Regions from separate parts of the Mus musculus genome. Here all the other regions are linked to region 2. The links are chromatin contacts, found by Hi-C or POLR2A ChIA-PET in ENCODE. All regions are on one chromosome and are shown on one strand. The core of a region is the stretch at or near the end of the contact, and the rest is flanking DNA. Distances in the headings are between cores, read along the strand shown.

Region 1 (4,795 bases), core at 1,080-3,579, 51 kb before region 2:
AATAACATGATCCCGGGGAAGGCCAGCCAGGAATGCAGGCAACATGATCAAGGTGGGCTGGCAAAAGTGGTCTAGTCAAAGGATGAGGGAAGACTGCTCCCTTCACTCCCGCTTCTTGTAGCTCTCCAGGTGTGACAGGACCCAGCCCGCAGGCAGAAGACAACACACGAAGCAGGAAGTGAGCCCAATGGTGATATCCTACACAGAGTACAAGAAAGAAGGATCCCTCAGGGCAAGAATTCTGTAGGCACTCCCAGTTCAGGTAGTCCTTAGGCATGGGAAGTCCCTCAGTGGCAAAGACCAAGGCAGAAAATCCAGCAGACCCACACTAAAGAAAGCAACTTGGGCCTGAGGTTCAATCCCCAGCACAGGAGAGGGGGAGATACAGACACAGAGAGACTCTAAGGATGGAGGGGACACTGGGTCAAGTCCATTTCCAGCCTTGAAATAAAGGTCTTTGGTTTTTAAAAAGATGTATTTATCTGTGGGGGGAAAGGGTGCAGGCAGGAGTCTTACTATGCACCCCACCCAGACCTGGGCTTAAACTTGAGATTCTCCTGTTCCTGATGCCCTGGTCCTGGAAATACACTCAAGTGCCACTATGCTCACTGGTGTGTATGTGTGCTGTTTTCCATGTGGGTGAAGGCCAGAGCTTGATGTCTGGCATCTCATCTAACAGCTCTCCATCTTTTCTTTCTTTCTTTCTTTCTTTCTTTTTTTTTTGGAGACAGGTTTTTTTTTACTAAACCTGAAGTTCACTGTTTTGGCTAGACAAGCTGAACAGTGGAATCCAGGGAGCTCCCTGCCCCTCTCCCCCTACCAGCACTAGGGCTAAAGACTAGCCGGTTACTGGGTAGTCAATGTCAAATCTTCATGCTGGTGAAGCGAATACTTCTTAAATAAACCATTCTCACGTGTCCTTGCTTTCTATACAGTTTCTTCTCTTTTTTTGTTTTTGTTGTTTGTTGTCTACACAGAGACAGGGTTTCTCTGTGTAGCCCTGGCTGTCCTGGAACTCACTCAGTAGACCAGGCTGGCCTTGAACTCAGAGATCCACAGCTTCTATAGCATAAGTGCTGGATTATAGGCGTGTGCCACACTGCCCTGCTGGGGTTTTGTATCTTTTAAAGATGTGTTTTATCTATATTTGTATGATGCATGTGTGTGAGCACAGGTATGTGTTTGCATGCTTACCCAAGGTCAGGACGGGATGTCAGATGCGTTGGAGCTGGAGTTACAAGCTTGTTATATGGGTGCTGGAACCTGAACCAGTCTTCATGAGGCTATGCACCAAACGCCATCTTTCCAGCCCCCAGACTCTTGTTTTTGAGACAGAGTCTCAGTATGTTGCCCAAGCTGGCCTGAATTCCCGAGCTCTGTTTTCATGCCTCAACCTCCCACTAAATGGGCGTAAGAGAGGGCATGGCTTGGTTGTCACTGTTTCTTCAGTGGCAGTGCTTTGGTTCTACCCCTAATTCAATGCCCAGATATCTGGATTCATGACCCATTGTCACTTAAAACAGAAGAGCTCCAAAAAAGGGAGGGATGGGGGGGCCTAGGCTGCGGTGTAGTATTAAGAAAGTGCTTGCCTAACACAAAGTCCCGGGCTTGATCCCCAGCACCACATAAACCACAAGTGATGGCACAGGCCTGTTATCCCAGCACTAAAGAGATTATCGCTTCAAAGTCAAATGTGGTCAGCCTGGGCTACAAGAGACCCTGCCTCATGTTTTTAAACTAATGTTTTAAAAGTAAAAATTGTCCTAGTATCTAAATGCTCCTACATCTCTGGGAATGTAGACCTGGTGAACTCTGCAGCCCTCCTTAATAATAAAATGTAGCAGTAACAACCATGACGTCGCTGCCAGTTACCAGGCATGCCCTCCCCTGCGGTGGGGGGGGGGGGGGAATGGAAGGAGAGACGGGTTTAGAGAGGCCGAACAGAGTAAACAAACTAGCGGGCTGACCTGACATCCAGGAACTTGGGAAAAATACCTAGGGCTTAGGAGCAGCCGAGCGACTGTCTCATCCATGCCTTGAGGACAGGCCTAAGCCAATGTCGCAGGCTACCACAGTTCGCCCACCTCCCCGCTCCCGGTCCGTCCCGCTCACCAGGACCCCGAGCTGCTCCCGCGCCGGCTTCGAGTGGACCTGAGCCCGCGGCACCATGAGCCGCCGGGCCGAGCCGGTCAGGCTCCTCAGCAGCAGTGGCGTCAGGACAGACATGACGGCGCGGAACGACCACGGACGAGGACCAGTCCAAGGTCAGGGAGTCAAGATGGCCGAACCAGCCGGAAGTTCCGGCGCTGAAGTTGCCGGACGCCCGAGCCGGAAGTATTTCGGAAATGACGTCGGGACAAGCCCCCTCGCCCGCCTGGGCTGTTTTTGGCGCGCTCCTCGAAACAACCAACCGACATCATCCTACACAGATGGGAGGAGAAATGAGACACCTTTGCTCCCACCTCCACTTTCTTCGAGAGTGACACGCATAGCCACCCAATCACACAAGCTACAAGTCTATTGACTCCTTGGCTCCTCCCTCCATTCATTTAACTAGGATCCTCTCTCTGCCAGCACTGTACTAGTGACTCCAGCTCGCCACCAGTAAGCCTCTAGTTTTAAAAACATAGTTTTACTTTATGAGTGTTTTGTCAGCATGTTCATCTGTGTATGCAGAACGCAGAGAGGCCAAAAGAGGGTGTTGGATCCTCTGGAACTGGAGTTCAGGCAATAGTGAGTAATCTTGTGGATGCTGGGAACTGAACTGAACTGGACCTCTGCAAGAGCAGCGAGTGCTTCTAAGCGCTGAGCTCTCTCTCCAGCCCCGAGACTCCTGTCATTTACTGTTATCCTCTCAGAAACCCGTTTCCACATAACTGGTAACTGTTCTCAACTTCTGCTTTCCTCCTTTTGTGTGTGTTAGGACAGTTTTGTTTTGTTTTGTTTTGTTCTCTGTTTTTCGAGACAGGGTTTCTCTCTGTAGCCCTGGCTGTCCTGGAACTCACTCTGTAGACTAGGCTGTCCTTGAACTCAGAAATCCGCCTGCCTCTGCCTCCCGAGTGCTGGGATTAAAGGCATGCGCCACCACGCCCGGCCAGTTTTGGTTTTTTAAGGTCTCCAGTAGCCCAGGCTGTCCTAAAACCGTGTAGATGAGAATGACCTTGAACTTTTCTGCTTCTATTCCTATGTTCCATGCCTTGTTGCCTCTCTTCTTTCTCTTCTTTATCCCCTGTCTCCCTTCTGCCTTTATTCTTTCTGTTCCTTTCTCCTCTCTCCTTCCTTCTTGTTTTACTAGACAAATACCTGATCAAGTGGTTCCCCATTGCTTTCTTTAAAAAAATATTTATGTATGTGATTACACTGTGTCTATACAGATGGTTGTGAGTCTTCATGTCACTGTTGGGATCTGAATTTTTAAGACCTCTGCTTGCTCCGGTCAGCTCTGCTCGCTCCTGTAAACTCAGTCCCTGCTTGCTCTGGCACAAAGATTTATTTATTATTAATACATAAGTACACTGTAGCTGACTTCAGATGCACCAGAAGAGGGCCTCCAATGGGATTTGAACTCAGGACCTTCGGAAGAGCAGTAAGTGCTCTTATCCACTGAGCCATCTTGCCAGCCCTCCCCATTGCTTTCTAGACAAGGCCCGGATCTTGGATATTGCCCTTCTGTCTGACTTCTCAATATCGCTTGTTTTTTGTCCTTGCTCCTAGGTCTCTTCTCCACCCTTCCAGATTTTGGACTTTTTACTCTTTACATTCTACCTAGAACACCTTTTCTTTCTTTTTTAAAAAGATTTATTGGGGCTGGTGAGATGGCTCAGTGGGTAAGAGCACCCAACTGCTCTTCCGAAGGTCCGGAGTTCAAATCCCAGCAACCACGTGGTGGCTCACAACCATCTGTAACGAGATCTGACTCCCTCTTCTGGAGTGTCTGAGTTTGAGGCCAGCCTGGTAAATCTTCTTTTTTTAAAGTTTTTTTTTTTTTTTTTTTTTTAAGATTTATTTATTTATTATATGTAAGTACATTGTAGCTGTCTTCAGACACTCCAGAAGAGGGAGTCAGATCTCCTTACGGGTGGTTGTGAGCCACCATGTGGTTGCTGGGATTTGAACTCTGGACCTTCGGAAGAGCAGTCGGGTGCTCTTACCCACTGAGCCATCTCACCAGCCCAGTTTTTTTTTTTTTTTTTTTTTTTTTTAAGATTTATATATTTATTATATAAGTACACTGTAGCTGTCTTCAGACACTCCAGAAGAGGGAGTCAGATCTTGTTACAGATGGTTGTGAGCCACCATGTGGTTGCTGGGATTTGAACTTCAGACCTTTGGAAGAGCAGTTGGGTGCTCTTACCCACTGAGCCATCTCACCAGCCCCTCAAATAGCAAGTTCTAAACCAGCCAGGGCTACATAGTAAGATGCTGCCTCAAATAATACTGATAGTAATCTTAAGTATACTTATCATTTTACCATTGATTGAAGACAAGTAGCTGGGAATAAAGTGATTGCCTCGCATGCACAAAAAGGGTCCTATTCTCCAGCACTATATAAACCTGACTTGGTAGCCCACAACTGTAATTCTAGCATTTAAGAGGTGGAGTCCAGAGACTATATGTCATCCTTAACTATGTATCAAGTTTCTAATGAAGTAGGGATTTTGTATGGGTATCCCTCACACTTTTTTGAAAATTTTGAGACAAAAATCTGGGGTTTTTTTTTGTTTTTTAAAAGATTTATTTATTATATGTAAGTACACTGTAGCTGTCTTCAGACACTCCAGAAGGCGGCATCAGA
Region 2 (4,585 bases), core at 218-2,717:
AGTCGCTTTGCCTCTTGGTACAGACCCCTTCAGCTCAGATTGCCTCTGGTTCATTTTTTCTTTCTTTCTTTCTTTCTTTGTCCCAGATCTCCCCACCCTGAGGCTTGGTGCCCAGCTCATGATTTAAGGGGAGGAAAAAAGGCCCCATAACCTTGGCCCAAGGTGTGGCGGGCAACGTGGCCGCTGACTGGGTGGCCCTATGTGGCCGGACAGTGCTGAAGTCGGGCGGGGTCGTGTCTGACTCTGCCAGCCGCAGGCAAAGAGCCCCCAGGAACAGGATGCCCCAGCCAGGTCGTGGCCTGACCACAGGACCCAGGCCGGTCGGCCACAGCCAGTGGGTAGGGGCAGGGATCCCCGGTTGGGGCCAGGGCTGCTTCTAAATTTAGGAATCTGATTACAGAGTGGCCAAGGAAGGGAAGGGAGAGGAGGGTGCGCGTGCAGGCTCGGCTCGATCTGGGCATAGCGGGTGTGCCCGGGTAGAGGCGTGTCCAGGAGTCCGGGCTCCCCGTGGGAGGGACAGCGGGCGGGGGCTTCGGCCTGTGTGAGCTGCAGCACGTGCCCCAGGCGGCGGGGACGGGCACAGGCGCAGCTCACAGGCTTCGAGCTGCTGCCGGTGAGTGCGCTGGCTCTTTGTGTGCCTGGCAGGGTGGCTGGGTCTGGCTTTGAAAGTCTCTGCCCACCCCCTCCCCCAACTCCGTCTGTGCCTCCCAACCCGCTTCCCTGTCTGTCACTCTGCCTGTGCCTGTCCGGGGGGAGGGGGGATGCTGCTTCCAGCTGGGGTGACAGTGAACCCAGTGAGGAGCTCGCCCCTTTCAGCCCAGAACTTGCCCTATTACCTTTCATACTCATTCCTCAATCTTTGATACTACTGTTTTGGGTGCAGACTGCAGCAGTTGAAAGACACTAGGGTGACCCCTGGGGACCCACAGACCTAGCAGAAGTCAGGTTCTAGCCCAGTGGCTCTTATAGAAATTCATCTTGCGCCTGTCCGGCCTCCCATCCGCTTTGGCCCCCAAGGGCGCATGAAGGGGGGGATCCCCCTGCGGAAGGGGGGGCAGGGAGTTCCTTGGCAGGAAGGGAAATGGAAGGAAAAGCTGGGCTCCACCCGGGCGGTCGGACAGGCGGCCTCAGGGCCCCCGGGGCAGGCCACAGTAACCAGAGCCCAGTAGTGTGTGGAACCGGTGTGCTTGTGGGTGGGGCTGACCCCGGGCTTCTCCTGGGGGGCACTGGGGTCTACCCAAAAGGGCCAAGTCTGAGAACTCAGAGACACCAAGGGTGCTCCCTGGGGGGGGTACGTGCGCCCCATTCCGGTCCTGACCCCACCCCCTGGAGGTCTAGCCCCGGCCCCAGGCCCCGCCCCCCGGGCCCTCCCTCCCACCCCAGGGCCAGATGTTCAGCTGGCGGAGGCATCGGCTGGGGGAGGGGTGCTGAGGCCGCAGCCGGCACTACTTCCCTGCCAGCAGCTTCATTGTGTGCGCGAGGAGCGAGCGGCGGCGGAGAGCGGGCGAGCGAGCGGCGGTAGCGCGAGCGCGGCGGGGCGAGCGAGCGCGCCGGGGAGGGTGCGAGGCGGCGCCCGCGGCTGCGCTCCGCCCGCCTCCCGGCAACTCTGCTCCAGCGCCGCACGCCGTGCGCGCCGTCCTGCCGCCGGGGCTCCAGCCGGCTGGCGTGGTTGCCGTGGGGTCGGGTCGGGCAGGGTTACCTCCGTTGGGGATCGGGGCATCCTCAGCGCAGCCGAGGGGCGCGGAGTCAGCTGCGGCGGCCACTGCGCGGTAGCCCTTGCTGGCCAAACAGCGTGGGCAGGCGCGCGGCGCGGCTCCGGGGCTCCCCGAGGGCAACGCGCCCCGACTCTCCCCGGGGGAGAACCAGCCCCGAGGGGCGCACGGAGCGAGCGTGCCCCCGGCCGCGCCGTCTCCCCCGTACCCCCACTTCACAAACTTTTCTGCCGTCCTCGCCCGTGGGGGTCGCAGTGAGCGTTAGGGCTGCCCTCCGGGGCCCCGACCTCCCGGACCCTAGCCACGCTGACCTCCTGCCTCTCGTAGCCTCAGTGGCGACCCCTCCAGGCCGGGCCAGGCGCAGCACTCGAGGCAAGCGCGGCAAGCTCCTGCGCTCTCCAAAGGATCCCGTGCCCCTCGGGGCTGCCGGGTAGGGTAATGCCCTCAGTAATGGAGAAGCCCAGTGCGGGCTCCGGGATCTTGTCCCGAAGTCGGGCCAAGACGGCACCCAACGGCGGACAGCCACACTCGGAGGATGACAGCAGCGAGGAGGAGCACTCTCATGGTGAGCCTGGTGGCCTAGGGTTAAAGGCGCGCTGGTCCGGGGAGGGATCATGGAAGGTGGAGGAGGGGGGGGGGAGAGTTGCGAACCACAGATGGTTTCTGCCGCTCCTGGATTGCAACCTCAGCCTTCTCGTGCCTGGTGTTGCCGGCACAGGAAATCTACAGGCTGGGCCCTTGACCACCCACCTCCCCTTTGCCCTCAGTCGTTGAGGGAGCTTAGGATGCCTCTCTTGGATGGATTGGGTCCTCATACCTTGCAGCCTTGCAGGGGACTGAGGTCTGATTGGACCAGGTACTGGGAAGATACCTCTATGCGGAGCTGTGAAGCTCATGTGGTGGGGAGGAGCCCCGAGCTCTCTGCAAGGCTGTGGTCCAGATCTAGGGGCAGCCCTCCAAGCTCCCACCCCCAGTTAGAACAAAGCACTTTGCTCTAGCCTGGGCTTTAAAAGTGTCCTCTTAACCTCCCCTTCCCCCCATGGCCATGACTAGGCAGGGTATGACTCTCCTAGTACCTTCTATCGGAGGGTAGCTGGGGGGCACTATCAAGGAAAAGTGAGTCTCCTGTATGGTGGGGGTCCCTGAGTGGTCAGGAAGGAGAACTCCAGATCAGCTACCTCCCCTCACTATATCCTCCCCCTACTTCCCTGGAGTCTTGACTGCCTCCCCTGGCTCCACAGACAGCATGATCCGAGTTGGAACCAATTACCAAGCAGTAATTCCGGAGTGCAAGCCTGGTGAGTGGCAGGACAGACATGGAGGGAGGGAGGGCGGCAGGGAGGGGTGGAGGCTGATGGCTTGGCCTACAGCCCCACCTGGGAACTCTTGGCTGGCTCCTGCTTGAGGGACAGGCGGTGGGCGGGGTGGGTGGCCCCGTGGCACTGTTACTTTTCCTGCTCTGCCTTCCTGTCTGGGTCTCAGCTCCTCCTTCCCTTCTGGGCCTCACCTCCTCGCTTGACTGTGTTGCTCAGTGGTCTCCTGTTTCTGTGAGTGCCTAATTCTGCTCATCCTTTCAGAGAGCCCTGCACGCTATAGCAACAAGGAGCTGAAGGGAATGCTGGTGTGGTCCCCCAACCACTGTGTATCAGATGCCAAACGTGAGTGCGCTGGGCCCAGGTCACGTTCAGTCTCAGGAACAGGGTTTTAGTTCCTGTCCTCCTAAGGCTAGCTCTTCCTTAGAAGTGAGCTGTTGCCGGGCAGTGGTGGCGCACGCCTTTAATCCCAGCACTTGGGAGGCAGAGGCAGGCGGATTTCTGAGTTCGATCGAGGCCAGCCTGGTCTACAAAGTGAGTTCCAGGACAGCCAGGACTATACAGAGAAACCCTGTCTTGAAAAAACAAAACAAAACAAAAAACAAAAAAGAAGTGAGCTGTTAGTCCCACTAACATGGAAGTCTGGTAGGGGGCTGTAGGCCCACGAGTGGTCTTTACTGTGGGGCTTCCGTGTGACCCTCCTCTTCCCCCCTGCAGTTGACAAGTACATTGCAATGGCCAAGGAGAAGCATGGCTATAACATTGAGCAGGTGGGTGGGGGCCCCGAGGGATGGGAGTGGGGCCCACCGGGCAGTGCAGTGCTGCCGTGGCAGAACCTGAGTGGCTTCTGTCCTGGACCAGGCACTCGGCATGCTTCTGTGGCATAAACACGATGTGGAGAAATCACTGGCTGACCTAGCCAACTTCACTCCCTTCCCTGATGAGTGGACGGTGGAGGACAAGGTGCTGTTTGAACAGGCCTTTGGGTTCCATGGCAAGTGCTTCCAGCGGATCCAGCAGATGGTACGCCTATGCTCATGGCCCCTTGAATGCTCCTCAGCCCTTTAGTCCCAAACAGCTTACCTGGGGCCAGAGTCTCAGGTGGCCTCCTGTCTCTGGCCTTGCCTCCCCAGCTCCCTGACAAGGTGATTCCCAGCCTGGTGAAGTATTACTACTCTTGGAAGAAGACCCGAAGTCGAACTAGTGTGATGGACAGGCAGGCCAGGCGGCTGGGTGGCCGCAAGGACAAAGAAGACAGGTGGGGGTGGGGGTTGCTGGCACCGGGAAGGGGGTAGGGGGCTGACAGTATTCTGGGTTGGGCCTTCCCTCATTTTCTGTTTGGCTCTGTGTCAACAGTGATGAACTAGAAGAGGGACGAGGAGCTGTGAGTGAGGGGGAACCGGATACTGGAGACCCCAAGCGAGAGGTGAGGTCCCTAGCTGCTCTGCCCTGCCCGCCCCTCAGCTTGTCCTTGGACTGCACATGATATTCTCTCCCTTCAGCCTCTGCCATCCAGACCTCTGAATGCACGGCCTGGTCCTGGGAAGAAGGAGGTTCAGA
Region 3 (4,839 bases), core at 1,042-3,541, 36 kb after region 2:
ATCTCATCTGCTTACTTCTTGGCTCCCTGTTTCCTCAAAGGGGGAATCTCCTGCCTCTCGTGGCAATCAGGCCTCCCACTTTAGACAGCTCTTCTCTCTGCCTTCCTACATTCAGTCCCTCCTGGTTTGCTAGGAAAACAGCATGTGTTGCAGAGAATGAAATTCAATGTGAACTATTTCAAAAAGCTCCTGATCAGAGAAGTGACAATTACTGCATAAAGACTGCAGGAGACATTCGTATCTGCTACATTTACTGCTTGAACTGGGGCTCTGGTTGGTTACAGGCCCTGTCAACCTTAGGATACTCCCAAATTGCTCTGTCCCACTACACAGAGCTGCGTTCCCACCCTGCCCCTCCCAGAATGCCTCCTGCTACAGTGAGGCAGCATGAACTAAACACAGCAGCGATGGCGGCGGGGAGCTCAGTGACTCACCCAGCACACCATCTCCTCCCAGGATCTCCCGGCTCCTCCTGGGGCTTTGCCAAAGCAAAGCAACAAAGAAGCATGAGATTTTTAAGAAATAAAAATAAAAAATAAAAACCAAAAAACTACCTCAGCATTTATGCAACTGATATGGACTTAACCCTTTGCTCTGACTTGCCTAATGTGGCATCCTTATGGAGGTTGCCTAGGAGTTCAGCCAGCCCCAGGCCAGGAAGCAGGCTTCCAGGTCTTACCCAATTCCAGAAGCTGCTGGAAAGTGCTGAACAAAAGTCATGTCTCTTTTCCACTTCACCTTTTCCTACAAGAATAAAAACTACTGCCTCCTATCCTTCAAGTTCACAGAGGGAGCTGAAGAAGCAAGACAGAGGAAAACCACCAGGCCCGTTCACTGCCCTACAAGTTACTGTGGCCAGAGGTCAGCCAGAGGAGGAGGTTTCAGAAACCACCCAGGGCTGTTACTAATCTGGCCTCACAACTGCCTCCATCAGACCAGACTTTCCACAGTGTGACTACTCCCTTGAAGTGACTGTTAAACATTTAACCAGTTGCTCTGTCCAGAAACCAGGCTCACTTGCCCTAATAGGCAGAGGTGCTACATGCCCATCTTCTGTAGACAGCCAACTAGAATGGGAGAAAACCTGAGCCATGGAAGGGGGGGGGGGTCTGTCAGACCACAGAGTAAATCCACTGCATTGGCTATCCTGGGCACACCTGCTACTCAGGACCATCACAGTCCAGTACAGCTTTCAGCAAGCACCCTGTGAAAAAGAGGGGGTGTCCTTTCATTTTTATTGTTTGGCATCTGGGACTTTATATGTATGCTAGCTTCTGGGACTAACTAAAGAAAACACTCAGGCAGGCATAATGGGCTACAGTGCGTTCCTCCAAAAATTCCCCACTCATCCTAAGTTCCCTTCTAGGAGCTGGGGTGGGGTTTGGGATGAGCTCAGTGGTGTACTGGTTCTACCATGAGCCTAATGATGGGCCCCTGTCCAGCAGTGCTAAAGTTCCCTCTGAGAAACCCTTACCAACAGTAGCTATTCTCTTAGGACCCCACTGATGGGCCACTGCTCTCTGGGTACCATACACACAGTACCTTAATCTTCTAAATCTTGGTGACAGTGTGACACAGAGGACTTGAATAAGGATCCTTCAAAACCTCCTGGCATGGCTGGGGCTTGCAGTGAAATAGGAGAGACTGACTGAAGAGACAGGAACCCAAATAGAAACCAGCATTTTTAATGTCTGCTGCCTCACAGAAGAGAAGAGCTATTGCAAGAGGAACAGGGAAGAAAATGTCCAACTAGAGGGAGGGAAGTGAGCCTCTGACAGTGTCTTGATACATTTGGGGCCAATATAAGAATAGCTGGCTTCCCTATAGCATAATCAAAGCAAGGGGGATGTGTCTATCTGCCATCCTGGACTGAAGGTAAACATTGCTGTACCCTAAGTAGCCACAGTTAAAACAGGTATCTTAGGCAGGCTGGTTGTCAGCAGTTAGGTGAAGACTGGAAAGTTGAAGCCTCCCAGTAAGACTCAGGCCCTCAGCTTCTCACTCTAGACCTAGAGTCAGAGGGGTGGGCAACTATTCAATTACTGACAGTAATGGCCATTTTGTTTCTAGAGAGGCCCTAGCTGCAAGTACTTTCAGCCAGGGGTTACAGTGTACAATACAGATCACAGTCATCTTTTACTACGTGTGTCTTTTCAGAGTCCCAGGAAGACAATATGACTATTTCAGCTTCCAAGAGAAGTGAATGATGCAGGGAAGAGCCAATTCAGCCAGGTGGCAGCAATCTGGCTCTGGGCTTCCTGGCCTCTGACAGGGACGTGCAGGACGACCCTTGGAGAGAAATGGGTCACTTCTGCGTCTTGTTAGATGGACCGTTACACAGACTGAGAGGACGCTGATTGCTGAAGGAGGCAGCCAGCCAAGTCTGTAGCTACCCACCTCTGAATTTATTGAAGACAGGGAAGAAAAGAACCCCAAGAGAGGAATGTGAATGCCATATTCTAAAAGGAAGTTCTAATTGGCAATGAGCATGGAAAACTTACCTGGAATTACAATCAAGCTGGGCACAAGAGTACTACTGTCCCGTCCTATTCCTCTACCTAGTCCATGCTACTCATCAAAGACAAAGAGTCTGGCAGGAATAAAGAAGCTGCTAAACACAAGTCTTAATAAACGGTAAAATCAGCAGTGGTGGCGCACACCTTTAATCCTAGTACTTGGGAGGCAGAGGCAGGCGGATTTCTGAGTTTGAGGCAAGCCTGGTCTACACAGTGAGCTCCAGGACAGCCAGGGCTACACAGAGACCCTTATCTCAAAAAACCAAAGAAGAAAAGAAGAAGAAAAGAAAGAAAGAAGAAAGAAAGAAAGAAAGAGAGAGAGAGAGAGAGAGAGAGAGAGAGAGAGAGAGCGCGAGCGAGCGCAGCCGGGCATGGTGGTGCATGCCTTTAATCCCAGCACTTAGGAGGCAGAGGCAGGCGGATTTCTGAGTTCGAGGCCAGCCTGGTCTACAAAGTGAGTTCTAGGACAGCCAGGGCTACACAGAGAAACCCTGTCTCGAAAAAATAAAAAAAGAAAGAAAGAAAGAAAGAAAGAAAGAAAGAAAGAGAGAGAGAGAGAGGGAGAGAAGGGAGGGAGAGGGAGAGAGAGAGAGAGAGAGAGAGAGAGAGAGAAATAAATCAGAAGTTACCAAATATCCAACTCCACTCCAAGCTCTCTGACTAATCCTGGCCTGTGCTAAATGCTCAAGTACACTAGCTGACACTACCATAATTCCACGCTTCCTAACATCCTCTGTGTTGCCAGAAGTCACAGCCTGAACTTCTTTACCCAATAACTACCACAGATAAAGAAAGCTCTGTAGTCAGAGGCCAAGTTCTGGTCATCTCATACAACTCAGACAGGGATTTGGGTTTCTTAAAGAGCCAGAGACGGCTCCCAGTAGCTCAACTGTTTTCTCCTTTCCATAAAAGGCCATTCCATGCTCCCCTGACAAAAAGCACTTTAAACAAAAACATCCCACCCTACAAAAACCCAGACTGCACCACAGCTCCTCAGGCACAGTGCTGCCAGCCTGCCAGCCCTTTATAGATATATGGGTCTGGAAGCTCTGCACATGAATAGTCCTAGCAGAAAACAGGACTAAGGCCAGGCGTGGTGGTGCACGCCTGTAATCCCAGCACTCGGGAGGCAGAGGCAGGCGGATTTCTGAGTTCGAGGCCAGCCTGGTCTATAGAGTGAGTTCCAGGACAGCCAGGACTACACAGAGAAACCCTGTCTCGAAAAACCAAAAAAAAAAAAAAAAAAAAAAAAAAGAAAGAAAAAGAAAACAGGACTAGTGTTTCAGACACAAGTGCACACACACACTGCTGCATGGGTATACTCCAATACTTACCAAAAGCTCAGGCTGCCCTTCAGCCTTGAAGAGGAGAACTTGTGTGTATGTGCATGTGTGATAGTGAATGCTCAGCTCAGCTACACTTTCAGTTCCTGACTGCCCCTTCCAAAGGGACAGGCTCCTATCACCGCCTGCCCACCACTAACAGGATATCTATTTAGGAAGATAAGATTCAGAGGTATTAGTATTGCTCTCCTGTGAGCTACCAACATCTGTCGCAGACAGTTCCCTAAAACAGCTGCATGTCATGCCTGGATCCCTATAGACAAGATGTGAGAACAGAATATAAGAAATGCTAAAAGAAGGAATGCTGAGGTAAGAAGAGCAGAGCAGAAGGAAACTCCTCCCAGGCGAAGCCATGCAATGTGGACACTGACACTTCCCACCTGACCTTACCAAGGAATCCCACGGACATTCCTTGGCAGATCCACGTTCCCTCCTGGAATCTCCCCTCTTTTACCTGGACGGCTTCACGAGGTCACATGACTGTGGCATCTAATGCTGATGCTGGTTTCCCCACAAAGAGATAGCCAAGGTCATGTGAGCTGGGCAGACACGTTCTACTGCACTTGTTTATAAGCAAAAGGATTAAAACAACCTGCGGGGAAGAGGAGGGGAGAGGAGCAGAGGGGCAAACCTTGGACATGGGGCAAGCACTGAGAGCACAGTACAGAAGGCTCCTGCCAAGAAACCATTTGCTCAAATATAAAAAAGAAATCTCTAACCAAATGCCAAACCAGCTACCTACACCAAACACTACTCAGCCCTTCAGTGACTGTGAGGCACTGTTTAACTCTGCCCCCAGCTCTGTACATGAAATGTTAGTTTGGTTTATTTGGGGTGAGATGGAAGGCTAAGCATATGAGTGACAGAAAGCTTCTAAAAAGTCCCAAGTTGTTCAGGTGTGGTGGTAGTGCTCACCTGTAATCTTAAATCCCAGAACTTAAGAAGTAAAGGCAAGTGGATCCCCGAGTTTAAGGCCGGCC

Evidence for each region. A loop is a pair of places that touch in the nucleus more often than their neighbours do. ChIA-PET counts read pairs that join two places held with the same protein, here RNA polymerase II (POLR2A).
Region 1: POLR2A ChIA-PET joins it to region 2 with 31 read pairs in embryonic stem cell. The contact joins the promoter of Cox8a here to the promoter of Rcor2 in region 2. A Hi-C loop is called at or near these places in 1 of 37 maps with a recorded cell type or tissue (v-Abl transformed pro-B cells). POLR2A ChIA-PET finds 5 or more read pairs at or near these places in 4 of 5 experiments (Patski and embryonic stem cell).
Region 3: POLR2A ChIA-PET joins it to region 2 with 24 read pairs in Patski. The contact joins the enhancer-like site here to the promoter of Rcor2 in region 2. POLR2A ChIA-PET finds 5 or more read pairs at or near these places in 4 of 5 experiments (Patski and embryonic stem cell).

What each region holds. Positions count from the first base shown.
Region 1 is chr19:7,215,287-7,220,081 of GRCm38, forward strand. It overlaps Cox8a (cytochrome c oxidase subunit 8A), which reads right to left and starts at 2,330. Exons shown (of 2, transcript NM_007750.2): 1 at 2,113-2,330; 2 at 1-198. The coding sequence starts at 2,226. The coding sequence ends at 103.
Region 2 is chr19:7,266,812-7,271,396 of GRCm38, forward strand. Rcor2 (REST corepressor 2) reads left to right here and starts at 1,468. Exons shown (of 12, transcript NM_001320554.1): 1 at 1,468-2,277; 2 at 2,954-3,010; 3 at 3,290-3,370; 4 at 3,743-3,795; 5 at 3,887-4,048; 6 at 4,159-4,283; 7 at 4,382-4,451; 8 at 4,528-4,585. The coding sequence starts at 2,151.
Region 3 is chr19:7,301,718-7,306,556 of GRCm38, forward strand. All of the region lies in intron 1 of Mark2 (MAP/microtubule affinity regulating kinase 2), which reads right to left. Gm17227 (predicted gene 17227) reads left to right here. Exons shown (of 2, transcript NR_167892.1): 2 at 2,158-2,646. Among named protein-coding and RNA genes, the nearest start is that of Gm17227, 6.5 kb to the left of the region's middle. Within about 2 kb of position 2,292, at least 1 of the 3 ENCODE cell types and tissues checked has a DNase peak (open chromatin) inside an H3K27ac peak, as active enhancers do.